2 separate regions of the Homo sapiens genome follow, and region 2 is linked to region 1. Evidence: read pairs that join two places in POLR2A ChIA-PET (ENCODE). Cell type or tissue: Panc1. All regions are shown on one strand. Each heading gives the region's core, and the rest is flanking DNA. Links, peaks and the distances in the headings are about the cores only. Region 1 overlaps TEX26 (testis expressed 26). Region 2 holds the start of MEDAG (mesenteric estrogen dependent adipogenesis).

What was found. ChIA-PET counts read pairs that join two places held together with the same protein. Peaks named below come from ENCODE experiments on the same cell type or tissue, not always from the same donor. Only the 100,000 strongest peaks of a DNase experiment are listed, where the experiment ranks them.
Region 2: POLR2A ChIA-PET joins it to region 1 with 6 read pairs; 4 of 35 experiments call an interaction of 5 or more read pairs at or near these places.

What each region holds. Positions count from the first base shown.
Region 1 is chr13:30,957,902-30,968,856 of GRCh38, forward strand. It overlaps TEX26 (testis expressed 26), which reads left to right. Exons shown (of 7, transcript NM_152325.3): 5 at 8,321-8,497. Among named protein-coding and RNA genes, the nearest start is that of TEX26-AS2, 14 kb to the right of the region's middle. In Panc1, for the core only: no CTCF peak of the experiment used is centred there; no DNase peak of the experiment used is centred there; H3K27me3 peaks cover 67 bases.
Region 2 is chr13:30,901,816-30,912,770 of GRCh38, forward strand. MEDAG (mesenteric estrogen dependent adipogenesis) reads left to right here and starts at 4,456. Exons shown (of 5, transcript NM_032849.4): 1 at 4,456-4,978. The coding sequence starts at 4,701. All of the region lies in intron 2 of TEX26-AS1 (TEX26 antisense RNA 1), which reads right to left. RefSeq lists an enhancer at 5,057-5,558. In Panc1, for the core only: no CTCF peak of the experiment used is centred there; no DNase peak of the experiment used is centred there; H3K4me3 peaks cover 716 bases; H3K27ac peaks cover 268 bases; H3K27me3 peaks cover 707 bases.

The DNA.
Region 1 (10,955 bases), core at 2,065-7,064:
CCTTGGAGTTCCTTGTGGATGGGATGCTGGTGTCTTCTGTAGGTAAGTAGGAAACCATGAGAGGATGAAGTGAGGGCCATTTTATTCTCTCCTTTGTTAGAGATGAAAAGTCCAGCACACTATTCATCCTGCTTCCTGGAAGAGCACATGTGTCCTGGGATGGGAACTCTGCTATGCAGATTCCCCTGTGAGAATCTAGATTCTCTCATGCTTCACCTGGCTCTGCCCTTAGGGCTCTGTGGCTGGGAACACCTTTGACTGTTTTTTTGTAGGGTAAGTAGAGATGACATCATAGCTTCCATGTCTCAGGGGGTCAAAAATGAGTTCCATCTATACCAACACATTTTCCAGAAATGACATATTTGGTGATTCAATGCAATTTTGGTCTTGCTTATCAGCAGGAAATTTACTTTATTGAGAATTCATGAAAATTGATTATATTTTTAGACGCACAGACGGAAATCTTTTCCTAAGTTACTGAGAAAGCCACACACGCTGGTGCATGGCTCTAAGCCCTGTGACACAATGGCAGTTGGAGTATTGGTGTTCTCCTGCTTTTTGGTGACAAAATAATGACACCCAGTGACTGCTGAGGAAGGCTGGCTGCCCTGTGGGCTCTGAACACAAGCCAGGGAGTGCTGAGGGCCCCTGTTCACCCGAGGACAGGAGAATGACACATCTCTCAAGGTCTGGGTGTCTCCATCTTCATCCTACATCCCTTTTCCTGCCCCAACAGAACCATCAATCCCTGTGAGCTGTGGATCTGTCTCCCTGTCCCCTGAACAAGAACTTTATCTTTCCAGTTCTCTGGCCTTTTCTCCAACATCATCCCTCCATCTCTAAAGTATTAATCCCACCCCACCGGCATGCACATTGACTGTAGTATATCCCGTCTAGCATGTTCCAGATGAAAACAAAAACAGAGCTTTCCCTCAACCCCATCTCTTCTTTTAGCTACTGTTCATTTCTCTGCTTCCCTTCATAAACAGCCAATGTTTACTAAGCCCTTAGCTTTTCATAAATTAACACAGTTAATTTTCACAACCTGTGAAGTTATTACCGCCAATCAAAGAGGGGGATCTAAAACTCAGTGTGGTTAAGCAACATGCCCAGGGTTGCCCAGCTCAGGACTGGTGGTGTCTAGGATTTGAACCCAGGCAGTCTGGCTTCTCTTATTAGAACTACCTCCTTCCCAGCTAAAATTCCTTCAAGAGTCAGTTTATACATGGTATTCTGAATTCCTAACTTCTTGTTTACAGTTTTTAAACATTAAAATTTACTTTTATTAAACAAATGTATGCATATACTTAAATGATTACTTACAGGCATATAAAGAAACAACAGTAGTTCCTTGACCTACCCCGCCCCATCCCTACTCTTATTCCTCATTGGCAGTCAATTTCAATCTGGTTAACTATTTCTTCTTATGTGATTTTTAAATAATTTGCTTCTACTGCTCCTCTTCATTCATGAATTTTAGACGTTATTGACTTCTGTTTTGGAAGCTGAGGATTTGGCTATCCTATAACTCTGTCTCACTGGCCCTCCATCCATCATGTCAATATAATTATATTACAGATTTCTTGTTAAATTCAATTGCTAGTGTATATATTATGATATGACATACTGTGATTACATGAGTACGTAAATGTTTGCTGCTGAGCCAAGTTGTATTTCATTATTTCCTTTGCTTGTTGTTTTCTCTTATTTTTACCAGAATTAATTGTTTTTCTCTACGTGTTTACTTTTCTACATGCCTGTCACTATTTTTTTCCATACTTTGTTGTACACTTACCAAAATTTTTTCCAAACACAATGACAGAATAGAACAGAGAAAAGAGAGGAGAGAAAAATATTAAAGGAGTAATGCAGGAAAAAATTCTCAGAGTTTCTAGATTGAAAGGGCCCCTGAATGCCTGACATAACGAATGACAAAAGACTGTCACTAATGCATGTAAGTGTGGAATTTCAGAATGTCAGGAATAAAGAGATCTTAAGTGTTTCCAGGGGGTTGACATAAAAAAGATCAGAAATTAAAATGTCATCTGTCTTCTACATAGAAATCCTGGATGCTAGAAGACATTTGGAAAAATGTGTTGAAGGGAAGTGATTTCCAACCTAAAATTCTATATCCAGCCAAACTATCAAGCAAGTCTAATGAAGAAAAAAAGACATTTCCAGATTGACAAGAATATACTTTCAAAAGTTCCTCCAACACACCCTTTCTTAGGAAGCTACTGGATAGTTGGATCGAGCCTTAAATTATCTTACCTTTTCTCTCCTAGCTTCTTTCTCTTTGTATTTTTGTTCTGTTTATTTGAAAACTTCTATACCTTTTTTGTTTTGTCTGTTTGTTTGTTTTTCATGGAGACAGAATCTCCACCAGGCTGGAGTGCAGTTGTGTGATCTTGGCTCACTGCAGCCTCTGCCTCCCAGATTCAAGCAATTCTCATGCCTTAGCCTCCTGAGTAGCTGAGACTGCAGGCATGCACCACCACGTCCGGCTAATTTGTTTGTATTTTTAGTAGAGTCAGGATTTCACCATGTTGCCCAGGCTGGTCTTGAACTCCTGAGGTCAGGCAATCCACCCACCTCAGCCTCCCAAAGTGCTAGGATTACAGATATGAGCCACCATGCCTGGCTGAAAACTTCTTTACTTTTTAATCTAGCTCTTCATTAAATTTTATTACAGGTCTCATATTTTTAATTTCTAAGCTCTCTTTCTTCCTCCCTCCAATTATTTTTTAAAAACAGCATTCTGCTCTTATTTTATAATGCAGTAATTCTCATGAATTTTAAGATATTTATGATATAATTAACTTTCAGCATTTTCATCTGTTTCTTGCATTGTTTCCATTTTTCTCTGAGTGTCTTAATGGTCTAATGAAAATTTGATTGTCCATATTTGCAAGGGAGCAGAGGCCGATTCATTATAAAGCTAATAAAACTCAAGTTTCACTTTTGTGGACTCTTCTTTTTCTTAAAGTGGGTGCACACAAAATATTAAACTCCAAGGCTCAAAAACCTACAAAGGAGGTATCAAATATAATTAAAAACTGTGTACAAAGAAGGGACTTGTTAGCTGGTACTTGACTTAGGTGATTAGAGGATGAGCTATCTTTCTTGGGGGAAATCCCTAAATGCCATTATTTGTGGATCAGTCTCTCCAGAGAGGTAATTCTGACTGCTGGCATTCTGAGAGCAGGAGTGGAGAAGCAAGGGGTTGGGATCTTCCTGGCTGGTGTGCAGACTTTCACTGACCCCTCTTTTTTTCAATCAAGCATCTCACTCCACTCACCTTTTACCATGCCTGGTGTCCCTCAGTCCAGAGCTTCTTTGGTTCAGTTTTGCAGAGAATAAACTTCTAGTTAGGAAGGAATAGTCATATGACTATGCAGGGTTATGAAGGTGATCCGGGAAGCCACTTGGTATTCAAGCTTTCAGCCAAGCCTCTGTGTTCAGCCCTGAGCCTTGCTCCCTGCCTTCCACTGTACCTGTTACCTTTGAGCCTGCAAGTGTTCTGTAGTGTGGGTTACCTAGTTCACTTCTTTGCTATTATTCCCTGCTGCAGTCATCTAGGCTTCAGCTTCCTCTACTTTGCTCAATCAGTTGCTACATCTACATTTGCTTTCCATTTTCTAAAAAAATGTGTTAACATTTCTAATCTACGATCATTTTGCTGGAGTTTGGGGACAGAGGAGTCCTAACTGCAGGGATACAATCCATTGAGTTTAATGGGAAGCTTGCCCTTTGACTTTTCAACCCCTTCCAACCTGGTGTCTGCCCCCACCATTCACTGAACTGCTCCTTTCAAGGTCTGCAATGACCTTCAATGGAGATTTTTCCATTTGTGTCTTACCCAACTTTTGAGCATCATTTAACTGTGGATTCTGCTCTCTCTCTCAGACCACTGTTCTTGCATTTCTGTGTTGCCACACATTCCTAGTTTCCTCCTACTTTTTTGACTCCTTCTCTCTGGTGATTTTTCTGTTTGGCCTCTAACTGTTAGAGTTTCTGATTCCTTTAAAGAACAACTATCCTGAGAACCTCCACATTTGTATCTCTTCCCAAACCTCTCCTTAGACCCTCAGTTTCCTATATTGGGTGCTGAGTGAAAGCCTCATGAGCATTCCAACTCATCTCCTTCCCCCGGCAGCCGATCTTCCTGCATTATCCATAGGTTCCCTCCAATTGTTTCACCACCTGGCAGCTAGAGGAGCTTTCCCAGTGAGCTTTTCCAGTTTTGTGTCCTCTAACCCACTGTCCATAAGACAGCCATCATGAGTCTCCAGATGTGCAAACTGATGTCACTTTATGGATTAAAACCCTTCAGTGAATTTTCATTGTCCTCAGGATAAAAGCTAAATGCCTTACATGAGTCCTGTACAATCTGGTCCTGGCCGCCATGCTGCCTCCTCTCTTGTCAGCCCCCACCCTCATGACCTTGCCAGCCGTCCCGACTAACAGCCTCCGCATACCTCCATGCCTCGTGGCCTTGTGCTGGTGGCACACATTGCTTCCTCCCTGTGGAGCAGGTCTCCCTTCCTTCTCAGCCTCTGTCTACCCATAATTTAAGTCTGGTTGTACGCCTCGCCTCTCTTCTGGAAGCCTTCTTTGATCCTCCACCTTTGGGTTATTGGCCTTCCCATGTGTTTTAACAGCCCTGGTTCTTACTTCTTTTGTAGGACTTATGATATTGTAATAATCTAAGCTTCTGAAGAACAAGGGCCATGTCTTAGCTTTTTATCCTCATTATGGAATTAAGGTAAACGACTGAGGAGCACTGAAATGTGCTGCTTTTCACAGTCAGGCTTAGAGAACGTGGCTTTGATGAATCAGAGCAGCTGATAGACAGCGGAGCTAGTTCCCACTTGACTATAGGTTATGTGTCAATGGTCCTAATGGGTTGTTTTTTGTTTTTGTTTTTGTTTTTTTTTTTGAGACGGAGTCTCACTCTGTCACCCAGGCTGGAGTGCAGTGGCCTGATCTTGGCTCACTGCAAGCTCTGCCTCCCGGGTTCATGCCATTCTCCTGCCTGAGCCTCCCGAGTAGCTGGGACTACAGGCACCTGCCACCATGCCCAGCTAATTTTTTTTTTTTGTATTTTTAGTAGGGACGGGGTTTCTCAGTGTTAGCCAGGATGGTCTCAATCTCCCGACCTCGTGATCCACCCGCCTCGGCCTCTCAAAGTGCTGGCATTGCAGGCATGAGCCACCGTGCTCAGCTGGTCCTAATAGTTTTGAATGGTCCTTGCTGAAGACTTACTTTTGGTTTGGGCCTTTCTGCAGATGCCATACCTAATCTTAAATGGGCCAGTTTCTTTCTTTGGGCTAAACCATTCCAGTTTTACTCCAGTGGAAAAGAAACCCAGGGAGCTGAGCTCCTGAGGAACAGGAACCCTGGGGGGAGGCGTCATTGGGTCAGGTTAGCTCTAACTCATGGTTATTATTTTTGTCCATACTTTAGCACAAATACGGGGGTTTTAGGTGTCGCTTAGGTCCCTTTTTATCAGGAACCTGTCTTCCAAATAACGCATGAAGCTCATTAACACAACATTTTATAAAGACAACAAAAGCCTCAATTTTAAAGAACTAAGCCCATGCTATGGAATGAACAATATATAGTTTACTAGGAGTTACCTTAAGCATAGCTTGATCACATAGGCAGTCACTAGAGTGTACTTCAGATATTAATTGCTAATCCATAGCAGTTATGTTTCCAGGTTTTTTGGTGTGTGCGTTCACTCATTAACTTAGTAAATACTTAATGAGTTCTATCACTGTGATAAGTACTGAGGATCAATGAAGAGTGAGACTCTTTGTAGTCTGCAAAACTTTTCCCAGGTGATTCTGATGTCTTATTTCCATGTGAGATCTACAGTCCCAAGTGTTATGGTTGTAAGGCTCACCACATTCCCTGTTCATTCTATAGATATTTAAGTCTAGGTCCTGGCTTTTGCCTTTTCTGGGTCTTCATCTCCAATGATTCCACCTCTATGCCGGTCCATCATTGTTCATGTGGAACGGACGTTCCAGACTCTTCACAGCCTGGCCCCAGCTTGCCTCTCCTATTTCACCCTCAGCTCCTCCTCCCTGCCCTGCATGCCCCACCCTTCTGTGAGCCAGGCCAAGTTTCACAAACACACTATGCAGTTTTTGCTTCTGTACTGACCCGTTGTCAAAGCTCCTTACTGTGACTGCCTTTTCGTCCTTGTCATCCTCCTCTTCCTCCAACACAGCCCCTCATACTCTCTCTGGGCTCCTGTAGCACCCTATTCAAAGCTCTGAGTCGTATTTCTTAAGCACATGGGCGGTTTGTTTTCACAATCTAAGTGCCTGGGGCTCACTTCTGGAGGTTCTCAATGTCTGGAATGAGGGTCAGCAGATGTATTCTGAGAGACCCTTCCCAGGTGATTCTGATGTCATATTTCCACGTGAGATCCACAGTTCCAAATGTTATGGTTGCAAGACTTACCACATTCCCTACCTGTTTGTTCTGTAGATATCTTTGTATTCACGCTAATTGTCTTAAGGTAGAACAATGACTTAATTATGTATAACCTTGGCAAATAGCACAGAACTGATATAGGAACTGAAAACATTTACTATTGAATGGTAGCTCTAGGGAAGAGATATAGATAAAAGCATCAAGTATTTCAGTGGAAATTTGTTTTTGCTTATAAAGCTCCTAGTGAAAAAGTCAAGTGTCTTAGTCTGTTTTGTACAGCTTTGACAAAATATGTGAGACTGGGTAATCTATGATGAAATAAATTTATTTGTTTCATGATTCTGGAGGCTGGGAAGCCAAGAGCATAGTACTGGCACCTTGCAAGAGCCTTCTTGCAGCATCATCCCCTGATGGAAAATGGAAGGACAAGAGCGTGAAAGTGAGAGAGAGAAAGGAAGCCAAACTCACCTTTTTGTCAGGAACCCACTCTTGCAATAATTAGCCCACTCCCACAATAACAGCATTAATCCACTCATGAGGGCAGAGTGCCCATGACCCAAACACCTCCCATTAGGCCCCACCTCCCAACACTGTTGCATTAGGGATTAAGTTTGCTTTTGCGGGGACACATTCAAATCATAGCACTAAGTTATAGATGGAAGTTACAGGAACAGTACCAGATGGTTTTCCAAAATATCTTAAGGGGTGCCCTGATTTTGAGCCCCACAAGTTCCTCCCCTCTATAACCTGTCTTCTGTATGGGCAGTTTATGAGGTCATTATGAGGGCTATTGAATACCCATGCCCTCTCCTCCTGAGTTATCTAAAGTAAGAGGCAACATGTACTGGAATCCTCTCCTCCTCTGCTGGTCTAGACAGAAATCATTTTTAAAAAATCAATATAAAAATGCTCTCAGGTGCCAGTAGATGCAATTATGTATCCTTTGATATAAAACGTATACCAGTAGGTACCATTATAAATCGTTTGATACATAATATATATTAGGATTTATTTTGAAAAGATCTATTGGAAAACTAATTTGGAAGAGAGTTGAGTTCAGTGTCAATAGTAATTTGCACTGTTTGGACATTGCTCATGAAACTCATATTTTTGACATCTTTGTCTTTCTGAATAAAGATGGTGTTACATGATATGCCTCTGAACTAAGGCTTTGTAGCAAGAATCAGGAATGAACTCATTCTAAGTGAGATGGATTGTGACTCTTGCCTCTGTAATCTGATAATGTTTGTAACACTGGCTTCAGTGCTTCATAGATATTGAATGAATATGTTTTAGCAGAGATATTTCAAAGAAATAACAGTGGTGCTATCCACTAATGCAGTGATGCCTAACCCTCCATCAGTAAGGGATAAGCTTCGAGTGTTTTTTTTTTCCAGGTAATAGGGATGATATACAGCACCCCATCTAAGCCTGCCAGATTAAGCAAATAAAACTATGGGATGCCCAGTTAAATTTGAATAATGATATGCAGTAGATAGCAAGTATTTACACTAAAAAAGTCATTATCTGAAATTCAAATTTAACTGGGCATCCCATGTTTTATATGGCGACCCTGGCCCTATCCAAAATCTCTCTGACACCCACCTCTGCCCCAGGGACCAGACAGACCCAGTGGAGTGATCAGTGTCTTCTGTGCCCACTGAGCAGACTCATGACATAAAAATATATTCACTAGAGACCACTTCTGATCATTTGAGTATATACTTCCTGTGACTGACAAAGCAGAAAATTATTTCTCCATTGAAGTGTTCATACAGGGCACATTGACCATACCTCTAAACACAGCAAGAGTGGGTTTAGCTACTTTGTTCACAAGGAGTAAGTATTGCCTTCCATTTCCATTCCACCCCAGCTCAGAAGATTAAGAAAAGTTCTCACTTGTCTCTGGAATGGAAAAAGTTACTTCCCCAACCTCCAGACACTGAATTCCGAAGGAATTACCAAATTCCAGCTAAAATTCCTGAGCTTCAAGATTTCAGTTTCAAATATGGATGCTACTCAAGCTTGCCTGTTGCTTCTCAGGGTCTAGGTGAGTACAGCTGCAGTTTCTTTTTCTTTTTCTCTTTTTTTTTTTTTTTTTTTTTTGAGACGGAGTTTCCCTCTTGTCGCCCAGGCTGGAGTGCAGTGGCACAATCTTGGCTCACTGAGATCTCCGCCTCCTGGGTTCAAGCGATTCTCCTGCCTCAGCCTCCCGAGTAGCTAGGATTACAGGTGCGCACCACCATGCCCAGCTAATTCTTTGTATTTTTAGTAGAGATGGGATTTTGCCATGTTGGCCAGGCTGGTCTCAAACTCCTGGTGTCAGGTGATCCACCTGCCTCGGCCTCCCAAAGTGCTAGGGTTACAGGCTGGAGTTACAGGCATGAGCCCAGCCCAGCTGCAGTTTCTAAAACAACCTCATAGATCTTAACCCCTGGCTCCAAAACTTCTCAACACAGAGGGCGCTGGCAGCCCGTTTTGGTAATAGTCATGGAGAAAGCCAGAGATCCTGGCATGAAATCAGAACCTTGTCGCTGCAGCTCCCAACCTGTAACCCAGGGAGCCAGTACATTGCAGAAGATGACTGACTGCTTAGGCCAAGAAATGAGTATCATCCCTGCTGGGGAGGGGCAGTGGTTGGGATTAGGGGATGCTTCCTTCTCCTAAAAAATGAGAGGGAAGGATGCAGTTGCTGTCAAGTGACAGAAAGCAATGGGGTGGGAATCCAGTTTAGTCTCAATTTTCTATTGGAAGTGTATCCACATGTGCATCCCCTGAAAGTTTTTAAAAATTCCGTGACCAAGCCACCTCCAAGCTACTAGTTAAACAGAAAACTTGGTGTCAGTCTGAGACATGGTTCATTCCTGGCATGGGGTTGGGATCAAGTAGCACTTGAGACAATAATCACAGAATTGATGCTTAGCACCTTGGGGTTAGAAGGTGGCCTAGAAATTACCTCATCCAGAGCCTCATATGTGTGACTCTTCCTGACTCCATCCTTGCCAAGGGGTGACAGTGCCCCTGTGTATCCACTTCAGGGTAGCCCCATCCCCCTTCGTTGTCTGATGCTCCAACTGTGTAGAAGTTGTAGCAGCTGTAATATTCCTTGCTAAACTTCTAGCCACTGGTTCCACTTCTTCCCATGGATGTTAGTTAGTATAAATCTATGACCCTACAAAAACCTTGTCATATGCCTTCTAAGTCTTCTCTTTTCCAGTTAAAGCATTTCCAGGCCCTACAAACACTCTTCTCAGGGTGCAGTGTCAAATCCTCTCACCAGTTTGGTTCCTCCATTTGGCCAATGACCCCTTAAAGGGGATCCCTGGAGCTGGAAGGTGTTCTTAAGGTTTAAAAGGATTGGGTAGGTTGTGAAAATTTGGTTTTTACATCGTGATTCTATTATTTTTTTCATGATAGTTTCTGGAATATTAGAACTCACATTAAATGAGCAATATTCATAATCAAATATAAGTGATTTGGGTGTTGCCTGCACCTCAGACCCCCATTAGTCCAAATGGACAATGAGCGATGACTGTAAACACCATCGTTCTTCTAAAATCCTCATCCGAAGATGCCTAGGTCCCTGGAAGGAAGTCCCTTACTGTGCCATCCCAAATGTGCACAGGAGATGTCCTGAAAGAAGAAGCTTCTATGAGGACCTTTGTTTATTAAGTAGGCAGTGAATATCACCATCATAGTGGCCAAGGGCAAACTTCCTCTTTACCCTCTGAAGGTTTGCTGAAAAATTGACTGACAAAAAGCAGATTAAAAGGAGAAAAGGCATATAAATTTATTAACATGCATGGGAGTCAAGCAAAATATAAGAACTCAAAGAAATTATGGGAGGGTTGATGCTTTTATATCATCTTGAGGTTATAGAAAGAGCTGGCTAAACAGGTTATGGGAGGGGGAGAAGAGGAGACCTGGCTAGCAAAGTTGGTCTTGTTCAGTGGTAGCAGCCCCCAGAGAGAATGATGGTAAAGGTTTCTTTTAGACCTATGAAGTCCGATCGTAGTTAATCTTTCTTAGATCCAGACAAGGGAAGGCCTTGGAAAGCCAGGCTTCATCAGTGCAGATTCCCTGTGGATGCGGGTCACCCCACTCTCAAAGACAACTTTGCAGGACTACTTCTGTCTGCAGGCCTTCTCAACAGCCATCTCAACGTATATCAAAGACGTGTAATTTGGGGTGAAATATTTCAGTTTCCTTCACTATCATAACACACTGACCTGCATAAGAGTCAAGTTCAGGGAAAACTTCTCTTCTGAAAGTGATGGTCAAACTCACCCTTCTGGTCATTCTCCGATCACTGCCACTTCCAGCAGCAACAGGCTGGAAGTCCCTGCAGCTCTGCTCAGCCCTGGTCATTGGAAGAATTTGTTTAATACAGAGCCTTAATGTCCAGCATCATGAAGGATGCTGCCTAAGCTCAAAGCTGGGCTGGGGGCTGTCAGGGTCATTTTCAAACAATAAGGGCAAGACTGGTGTGCTTGGGTGCCAGCCTTCCG
Region 2 (10,955 bases), core at 2,728-7,727, 55 kb before region 1:
TGCTGACAGAAAAATCCAAAAATGGTGGCAGTGGTGGTGCCTAATTGATTTTTAATCTTTTGTGAATTTGGTAAGGTTGAATCAAATTTCTGAATATGAACTTTGGACCCCCAAAGCTGAGAAACTGAGCCTGTGAGCTGCTGATGTCCCCATAGCACAGTTACCTTAATGGGGACACATAAGGATGGCAAAATCTTTATCTTGTCTTTTACCTGTGAGCATAGCCACAGACTCACCAATGGGTGATTGCCTTGCTATAAAGTCTCTAAATTTGAGTGGTAACATTATAGCTAAACTGTTAATCTCACTTGTAGCGTAAATAGCTGTGAGGTACCCTACCCCAACTGCAAAGATTTAAAACCATGAAAAATCACTGCTGGTGAGAAGACAAATTGGTGCCAGCCTTTAGGAGAATAATGACACACGTTTCCAGAGCAATGCACATTCTCATATCATTTGTCCCAGTAATTCCATCTCTGAGAGCTTGGATACAGAAAAACGAAATCAAAGTATGAAGATGTTTATTGCAGCATTGTTTATAAGGAAAAACAAGAAACAATCTGAGTGTTCAAGAGTAAAGAAATGTCTAGACAAACAATAGAATATACACTTGATGGAAAATAGCATAGTGATTTAAAATACTATTCACAAAGAAAATGAAATTTTCACAACATAATATACATATAATGTTAAATGCACAAAGCCGAATAAAAATTCTACGATAGGAACACAACTATGTAAGCAAACCAAAAAAAGACTGAAAAGGTCGTCACCAGGAGTGATTGTTTGCCTGGCTGGTACTTGGGTAATGAAAAAGACATTAAACATGAAAAGATCTCTCTAGCTCTCTACTTATTAGCAATGGCTTACATTACATTGAATACTATTTTTTTTCTGTTCACTTTTTCATATCTTTCTCTGGCATTTTGGTAATGCATAAATTACCCATAAAGAAATGCAGGTGTTTTGCTGAAAACGCATCAAATGAAACCTCTAGACAACATACCAAGAAAGCATCTTTAAAATATTTTTATTATGCTCAACATCATTTTTCTGTATAAAACAATACACATTTATTTGGAAAATACAGGAAAAGTGTAAAATCACACAACTGTGGTGAGGTAAAGAAAAATTTCGTTTAATTCTTCTACTCAGATCTAAGTGTTGATATCTTACTATGAAGGAAACGGATTTTTTTTTTTGAGATGGAGTTTGACTCTTGTCACCCAGGCTGGAGTGCAATGGCACGATCTTGGCTCATTGCAACCTCTGCCTCCCAGGTTCAAGCGATTCTCCTGCCTCAGCCTCCCAAGTAGCTAGGATTACAGGCATTCAACACCATACCCAGCTAATTTTTGTATTTTTAGTAGAGATGGGATTTCACCATGTTGGCCAGGCTGGTCTGGAACTCCTGACCTCAGGCGATCCACATGCCTTGGCCTCCCAGAATACTGGAATTATAGGTGTGAGCCACCGTGCCTGCCCAGGAAACGGTTTTTTGATAGGAGGGACTGGTATGTTTATCTTAAACAAATGCATATAATTCTGATATAAAACCCCGATGTAACATTTTACCCTTCAAGAAAGCCAAATCATTCATAGACAGTGTGGTGTAGGTTTAAGGGCAATCAAGAGTTGTTGAGCTTGATCTATGTGAAGCTCATAGGGTGAGTTGTTGAGTTCGATCTATGTGGAATGGGGAGAGTAGGGGCTGGTGAGGGCTCTGTAGTGGACCTGCCCTCCTTGACTTACTAATTGAAAGCAACTTCTGCAGCTGTTATTGTTGTTGAGGTTGTATTCCACCAGCAGGTTGGAGACACAGGCAAAATATAACTAGATTTCAGCCACATGTTTGGACATGGTGCCAGAAGACTAGTTCATGCTGATTCCTGCATTTCTCCCTGTTATTTGAGGACAGGGGCCATCCTCTATTCAACTCTGTATCTCCAGCAAAGCACTGAACATAGCAGATGCTCAATTAACATATGTTGAAGTAAACTAAAGGCCTGGGTTCAAATTCCTACCCTATCATGTATTAGCTAGATGCCCCCATCCACTTCTTTGGCTTCAACCCCGTCTTTGATCTAGAGACTTTCAAATCTCAATCATTGACCTTGTCTTTCCAAAACGCCAGACCCAACTAACTCCTTGCCTCCTGGACTTTTCTACCTTGATGTTCCATAAGTAGCTCAAAATCAGTATGTCCCCCCTGAACTCATCACTATCTCTCCTCAAACTCCTACTCTTCCTCCTGTGAACCCTAGCTTCGTTAATGGTGTCACCATCTCTCTGGGTACCCAAGCAAGAGACTAAGTGGGTCTCTCTGCTCTTTTTCATTTATTTACTCATAAGATCCTTCCTGCTGACTCTGACTCAAAAATGTTGAAACCTCATCTCCATTCCCACAGCTGCTTCTGTTCAGACCCCCATCATATGTTATCTGGATTATTACATCAATCTCCTAACTGGTTTCTCTGCCTCTGATCTTCCTGTTTCAAAACATCTTCTTTGGTCATAACCAAAGGTGTCTATCTGAACTGAGGCATAATTATATCACTTCCTTTCTTTAAAACATCCCAAGGCTCCTCATTGTCTTAAGAATCCAAATTCCTGACAACTCAGAGGGTCTGTCACAATCTGGCTCCAACAGCCCTTTCTGGTCTCATCTCATATAAAACTGACCCCTCTTATCCCAAATAGGATGGTCTGCCCTAGCTGTTTAAAAATTTCCCCCCTCCCCCAGATGGAACCATAGCATCTCTCTTTGCATAGAATGGTACAGAATCTTCTCTCCCATCTCCTTATTGCTGCTGCTCCTTCCCCTGGGAGCCTCCCCTGTGTATTGGAAGTCTAGCCATGTGTCACCTCCTTTGAGCACCCTTCTTGGGGCAGAACCACTTATTTCTCATAGTGCTTAGTCCATACATCTATGGTAGCACTTATTGGATCCTTGTGTGTGTGTGTGTGTGACCTCAGAGCTTAAGATGGTCCCTGGTGCATAGTGATGACTCTGTCAATGTTTGGGACAAGAGTGAAGTTCTAAATAGGGCACAATGGATTTAACTGCTGGCACCAAATCCCTCCCCTGTGAAAACAGCCCCAGCCTCTGAGTCCTGTCTACAGTCTCAGCCCACCCCAGACCCATTCTCTTTGCAGGGATCCTCAAACCTCCCTTTGCAAGAAGATCTTCTGGATGCTTTTTTCACAGGTAGAGCATCCTTCCTGCGCCACAAAAGGTTGAGTGGGTAGTGATCAATTCATGCTCAGTGAATTAGATTTGTTCAGAGAGGCCCAGAGATGGGGTAATGATCCCATGGGTAAAAGATCCATGTCTGGAGAAAGGATAGGTGTGCACCTAGAAGAAGAGAAGAGAGTGGGGCTCATTTATATTCTGAGATTTAAATGAGATGTGGCGGGAGGACTCTTCATCCCATCTGATTAAACCTACACAAGAGTTCATGTGGGGGCACACAAAGACTAACTAAGGATATTCTCTACGTTCTACTCAACTTTTGGGATGTAGCTTAGAATCCTAAAACACAGTACTACAGAAAGCCTCGAAACTAGGCTAGATTCTCCTCCCATCCCATCCAGGCTTCTCCGCAGCAGAAATAGGTGTTTAATTAAATGGAATAATATAGTTCTCCTTTCATACCTCAGGAGATCAATGAGCCCATAGCTAGCACTCACATATTTATAGACTGAAGAAATGAACATATTCTGGGGCTCAAGGAGATCACCACCTACTGGGGAGGCAGGGGAGAAGGGAGGATGCTAGGACCCTGCTATCCCCACTACACGGCACATTGCAGTCTAGGGTTCACCGTGCAGTAGAAAGGAGAAGCAAAGCGATGAAACCCTCGTGGGATTCGTGAAGGCTTTATGGAAAAGCGATGTGATGATCAGTGGGATTTCTAGGGGGAAGGGATCCAGGGCCAGCAACCAGCTGAAGGAAAGGCTGAAAGGAGGGAAATGCAGGGTACGATCTGGATGGAGTTAAAATGGCAGAAAACTGAGGCTGAGTGAGAGGTCTGGTACTGAGGTGGGGATCGGAGTTCCAGCACTGGCCTTTGACAGCCTCTGGGTCCCAGGTGGAATGGGTAGGGCCAGAGCCCTTGCCTTCTTCTCCAATCAACACCAGGGGTGTGGTGTCTTAGGCAAGGATGGGTGCTGTGCGCCCTGCCGCCCACCATAGGCAGGGCCTGGGAACCCGGGGAGGACTCTCCCCACCTCCAGCCTCCGGCAGTGTCCGCCAGGCAGGGCGGGGGCCAGCGCTGGTGTTGAGTAGTGGACCCCAGGGGGATGACTAAGCCTTGCCTGCGAGCAGACTCGAGCATGCCAAGTTATGAGACGATGATAACTCTGCCCCGAGCCTCTGGGGTCGTGGCCGTGGGCCGGCAGGGGCGAGGCGGGCGTCCAGAGGGCGGATAAAAGGGGCCGCGCTGCGCCGGGGCCGCTTTCTCCGCGCGGTGCCTGCAGGGCTCCCAGCGAGTGGCAGCTTGGGAGGGGCCGCCCGGGCGGTCAGACTGGCACCTGAGCGGCCACCGCGTCCCGGCCAGGCGGGCAGACCGACCCCCTCCTCACCTCGCGCGCGGCTGACGCAGGCAGGGCGCCCGGCCCCTCCTGGGGACCATCAGGTGCCGGCTGGGGGCTGTAGGCACCGGACGGAAGCAGGCGGTGTGAGGACCGACGACGCGGGCATGGCGGGGGCGGCCTGCGAGCCGGTGGCCAGGCCGAGCCTGACCTCCATCTCGTCTGGGGAGCTTCGCAGCCTGTGGACCTGCGACTGCGAGCTGGCCCTGCTGCCGCTGGCTCAGCTGCTGCGCCTGCAGCCCGGTGCCTTCCAGCTGAGCGGCGACCAGCTCGTGGTGGCCAGGCCCGGGGAGCCGGCGGCGGCGCGGGGGGGCTTCAACGTCTTCGGTGACGGCCTCGTGCGCCTCGACGGGCAGCTCTACCGCCTCAGCAGCTACATCAAGAGGTGGGTGGCCTCGCCGTGCGCCCTGGCCCGTCGCCTGGTACCCGCAGACGCCTCCACCCGGCTGCGGTCTCTGGGAGCCTGGGCTGTCCTCGCTGCCTGCGACACCGCGTGGCCCCTTGCTCCGTGCGCTTCTAGACTTTCCTTCTGCTTCTATCACCCGGAGCCTGCACGCTCGCCCTGGTTCTTCTGCCTCTTGCACTGACATTTTGCAGCTGCTGCTTGAAGCCGCCCAGAAGGGCATCAGGACTGGGGGCGAGGGGGAGGGCAGGGGCCCCCCAGCCAGAGCTCATGAGTGGCAGATGCTTCTCCCATTCTGGCTCCTTAACTGGGTCAGATGAGCTCAAATTGGGAGCACACCCTTTAGGGGCTGTCTGCAGCTCTGCAAGACTCACATCCTGGCTTTGGAGCATGGGTGGCGGTGAGGAGCAGGGGGCATGCACCATTCTGAGCACTGCCAGCCCTCTCCAGTGAGGAGACCGAGTGGAGAAGCATGCAAAAGCTCAAAGTTTCCCATCTCTGGCCTCACTTCGTGTTTCAAAAGTAAACAAATAAACCGCAGCTGAGAAGGGAACAAAGCCCCTGGAAGTCCAGCCCGGGGCCATGTGGGCTGTGGAAGGCACAGATAAGTTCTGGGGAAATAAGTGCGAAACCTGAGGGCCTTAATGGGAAGGAGGCCCCCAGGATGCTTGACTGTTGTGGCCAGAGTGCCCCCAAGCTCTTCTTGGCAGACCGGCAGGATGTGGCCCAGCCATCTGAAGCAGGCTTTGGTGCCACAGGGTAAAGGAGGGCACTTCAGGCCTGATTCCACATGGCCTCAGGCCTCCAGAGTTCACTCTTGGCAAGGGCCTGGAGTGCAAAGACCTGTTATATTTGTGCTGAGAGAGCCAAGTGCCTGAAGAGGCAAGCATGGTCTAGAGTTTGACTCAGAAATGAATAAGATAGCCAGCTTTTGAGACACAGCGCCTTTGCTACTGGGAAAGACAGCGTGCTGTGGCACCCTGTGGGTAGGAGGGAGCCAAGAGAGGGAAGCAAACAAAATGAGATATTGAACGTGCAGTCTTCAAAACTCTTGGAGAAAAAACCTTGCTTTTCCAAAGATAGTGAGGGCTCTGAATGCCTGAAGAACCATTCCCCAGCAAGAATTTCTCCCTTTCTTAGTGAAATGAAAATTCCAATTCCAAACCATAAGCGGAGGACTGTGGGAGGAACTGAGTCAGATGTGTGCAGATTTAAAAAGAAGATACCCATTGTATTTGAGAGCAGGGTATGAAAAATAAAAATGTCCAGAATGAACGAAGCCGTAAGTTAGGGTTTTGACAGAACCAGTTCTCCTAATTGTAGCAAACAGTGCTGCAGAATCTGAAATGATTTTGAAGTCTGTCATCTAACTTTTGCTTTGAACACCTCCTACACAAAAGAAAATTAAACAACAGTGATTCCCCTGACAGCTTTGAATCTAGAATAAACAACTGGGCCACAGTGACCAGGTAACACAGACCAGGGTGCAAATACAAAACAACAAATAATAGGCTATCATTGTATAAGCAATACTGTGAGGGCTTCTTTTGTACCTGGGAAATAGCAAGGAGCCTCTGAAAATAATTTGGGTGATGGAAGGAGCTATCTATTGTCCTCAGGCAGGGAAGGAGGCTTTTATAACTGAGTGTGCAGTCCTGAAGGATGGCCAGGAGGGAATGTGGTCTAAATGGAGACAGCCTTCCAGGCAGAGGGGGAGGACTGGACTGTGGGCAGCAGTGAGAGGTTCTGCCCTCGGGAATCAGGAGGTGGGAGGTATGCCGAAGCCAGAACTCAGATATCTAAAGCTTCGTTCCTCTGAGCTGCCAAATTTGCCAGTTGTTTTTGGCTTTAGAGATAGCATAAAACCTCCCTCCCTCCCCTCCCTCCCTCCCCACTTCCTTCCCTCTCTCCCTCCCTCCCTCCCTTCCTTCCTTCCTTCTTTTTGAAAAATAAGCTCTGGCCAGTTTTATTAAAGATTTGCATGATTTATTTTCACCAGTCTGTTCTGGCATGCTTCCAAAGATCTCAGGGCTGGGTGCAGTGCCTCATGCCTGTAATCCCAGCACTTTGGGAGGCTGAGGTGGGCGGATTGCTTGAGTCCAGGACTTCGAGGCCAGCTTGGGCAACATAGTGAGACCTCCTGTCTACAAAAATTAGCTGGGCATAGTGACATGCACCTGTGGTCCCAGCTGCTCAGGAGGCCGAGGTGGGAGGTGGATGGCTTGAATCTTGGAGGTGGAGCTTGCAGTGAGCCGAGATGGTGCCACTGCACTCCAGCCTAGGCAACACAGTGAGACCCTGTCTCAAAAAAAAAAAAAAAAAAAAAAAATCTCAGCATTCCCTGGATCAGTGACACCAGGGTGCACTTGCTATGGTATTTTCCACATGCTGTGCCCAATTTAATGTTATTACTGCTGGAGTGGTAGATGGCAGTTTTGAGAGTATGCACCTTAGTTCTGTATTTCAGATTTCCTCGAGGCCAGGCAGTTGGTGGGGATGACCGGTTTCACTTTGCCTTGTCTATCATCTTCAGAGCCGGATTGCCCCAGCTTGTATTTTTGACCCTTAATGGGTTGGAGCCTAGAGTGGATGGACTCCAGTGACTTTTCGTCTTCTTTGCGGCCACCATATTCTGGCCTTGGATGTGGGATGGCCTCTAACCAAAAGCAGCCACCAAGATGGCCAGGGATCCCAAAAGGCAAAATGGTTCTTAATCATTTTGGACCATAGAACTTTTGAGAATTCTACGTAGATTCCCCAGAAATGTAAATATATACCCAATTTTTGCTGACCATCCAGGATGTTCATGAGATACTTGGACCCAGGTTAAGAATCCTTGCTCTATTAATTAATTAGTTCTTTTTAACTCAACAAATATTTTTGGCATATGGGATAAGCCCCTGGTGTAATTAGAATTTCTTTCTGGGACCTCATAAGTATGTACTGTGGCTTTCATGAGGCCCTTTTCCAAGGAACCCCGAAAGGCTAAGAGCCACCGACCTTGACTTTCAGGTTATTCACTCGCTAAGAGAGCAACAGGATGATTTTAGCAGCCCTACTTAGGTTCATTTTCTAATACTTTAACATTTTTTCTAAGTACATACCTACTAAGTAACCTAAAGAAATCCAGCATAGTGGGAAGGTTTAGTGATGACCACCAGCTCTAAAGCTCCTTCAAAAACCTACTTTAAAAATATTTGTCCTATTTTGTAGGATTTATGGCAAGATCTTTATTTTTATTATTTTCTTTCAAGATCAGGATTTTCGCCCATGTTGTAAACACAATGTGCTCAGGACACGAGATGTGGGTAATGGTCATTCAGGGAGCCATTCATTCAATACTTAAAAGTCAAAATTACCATTAACTACGACACACACACAAACACACACACACACACACACACACATGTTTTTTCCTATAAAGCAGCCTCTTGGTGAAATATAATGGCAAACGTTTGGCAAAGAAGACCTGGAGTCCCTTCTTTTTGGTGCTCCCCTAGCATGAAAGAGGCTGCCTGGAGAATAAAAATAAATACAATAGAAATGGTGGCTACTAACATTTACTCGAATGGTGTAAAGTATTTCACAGCTACTATCTCATAAAAGTTTACAAAGTTTGCATTACTGTTGTTTCTCCTTTTTACAGATGTAAGCATTAGGACTCAGAGCTTAAGTAATTTACCTAGGTAAGATGCTGCTAAGTGGGAGAACCAGGAGAACCTATGCTTTCAGCAAATTACTTTGAACCTGAAATAATCTTGCTTTCTCACTCATTTCCTGAATCTACAAATAAATAACTGGAATTATGTCAGCTAGTGCACATTTTGTACAATCAGCCTACAAAAGTAAGTAAGTGCAGTGATTTTAAGGAAGCCACTAAAAGCAGAGCTGTGACCTGCTCCTGGATGGGTGACAGTCACACCTACTCAGGGCGGAGAATGCAGGTGAGGTGAAGCGGCACTCATAGGGGTAAAATGAGGACAGTAGGGCTGGAACACACTTGGAAGTTTACTGGGGGAAGCCTCACCTCCATCCTGCAGTGGGAAGTGCTGGGCTCTGTCTGCTGGCCCAGGCCCAGTTCTCAGAAGAGATTCCAACTTGAGGCTGGGAGGTTGGAAGATGTGGTCTTAGATGTAGCAACCTGCTTAGGACAGCAGCCCCTTAGCAGGACACACAGTGATGTTGGTGAAATAATAACCATCCATGCATTGAGCTGTGAGATTTTTAGGAGAGTCAGTCTAGAGGAAGGGCTCTGCTCTTTGCGAGCTGAATGACCTTGGGAAATTTACTTATTGTCCATGGGACTCCATTTCCTCAACTATAAAGTGGGAATAGTAATAATACCATTAAGCAGCACCAGAAGCCAAGAGCTTTACACACATTATTGAATCTCTTAGCCACTCATGGGGTGCCTTTTTTTAGCCAGATTCTACAGGTGAGGAAAATGAATGTCTGCAAGGTTAAAACACTAGCTGAGGTCACAGAGACAGAAATCACACTCAGATCTGATGAGTCTACAGCAATGTGCCACCTGACCATCTTTCCTGCTTGCCTTCTTCAGAGCCAGGCTCTGGACTTGCAGCCACACTTGGGTCTCCTTTCTACTCTCAGCCCCCCTGGTCCTTGCCACCTACCTGCCTGCCTGCCTGCGTGCAGCCACCCCATAGTCCTCATGGATGGGCTAGGCTGTGACTCTTCCTGGGGTGCTCCCTGCCCCTGCTCTTGTCCAATCCTTGTGGGCTGTTTGGCTTGACAGGACAATATCTCTCCTACTACCCATCTTACCCCAGTACGTGGCTATAACCCCAGGCCCCTCCTGACTTGCTCCCCTTGGCTTAACTGACTAGGGGAGAACCCAGTGGAGCCTGGACACGTGAATACAGAGAACTATGCATTTCTCTGGCATTAGTATGTTTGAATGATTTACCAGTTTGCAAGCCTATGAATAGCAGGGACCATGTCTTAGACCAGTGCTTCTCAAACTTTAAATAAGCATGCAAGTCTCCTGGAGACCTTGTTAAAACACAGATTCTGATTTATTATGGGGGGAGCCCTGGATTTTTCATCATGCCAGGTGATTCCAGTGCTGTTAGTCCAAGGATCACACTTTGAGCAAGAAGGTTATACATTCATCATTTCATACCAAAATGGTGTATTTTCTCATCTGTCTCCCTAGGAGACTATATGCTTCTTAAAAGCAAGGCTGTTTCCTTTCTCATCTCTGTGTCCCCAGTGCCCAGCACACAGTAGGTACTCAGTAATCGTTCCTTCCATGCATAAATGAATGAATCATTCTCTGCCCCATCAGAGTTTTACACACACTAAGTGTCAATAATTCCTTAAGGAATGAATGCATGAATATGTGTACCCTTGAATAATGTCTGTGTGAGCCACACACATTAGAGTGAGAAGTCTAAAAATTTTGCTTTATTTCAGTAGAACTAGGGCAGAAGGCGGAGGGAAGAAGGGAAAAGAGATTAGGGCGAGACTCTGTGTAAGGCGATCAAGCTAACACTGGAAAGTCATGGCAGGGGCAGCCTGCTTCCCCCAAGAGTAAAATGGCTCTGCAAGCTTTTGCTTAGTGTCACAGCAAAGAATTATGATGGTGGCAAGCAGTTCCTGGGCCTCCTACACAGACTATTGCACTGTGTGTTCTTCTTTTTCTCTGCTCAACTGTCCATATTTTTTTTAATGAACACACACACACACACACACACACACCCCACCCTTTGATGGAGGCCATGAAGGATTTGAATTCCTATTTGTCATTGAGCAGAAATTGTTAGAGCCAAGGGAAATTTGGGGCAGCTTTGAAAGTTGGGTGTCTTAGAGGTGGGCCATCTTTCAGTGGCTCCTGATTTGCTAGAAGCAAAACACAATGCTCTTTTTTGGTCCTCCTTTTCAGATGTTGCTGTCATTAAGCTGTTCCCTTTAGCCTCCTAAACTGAAAAAATGAGGA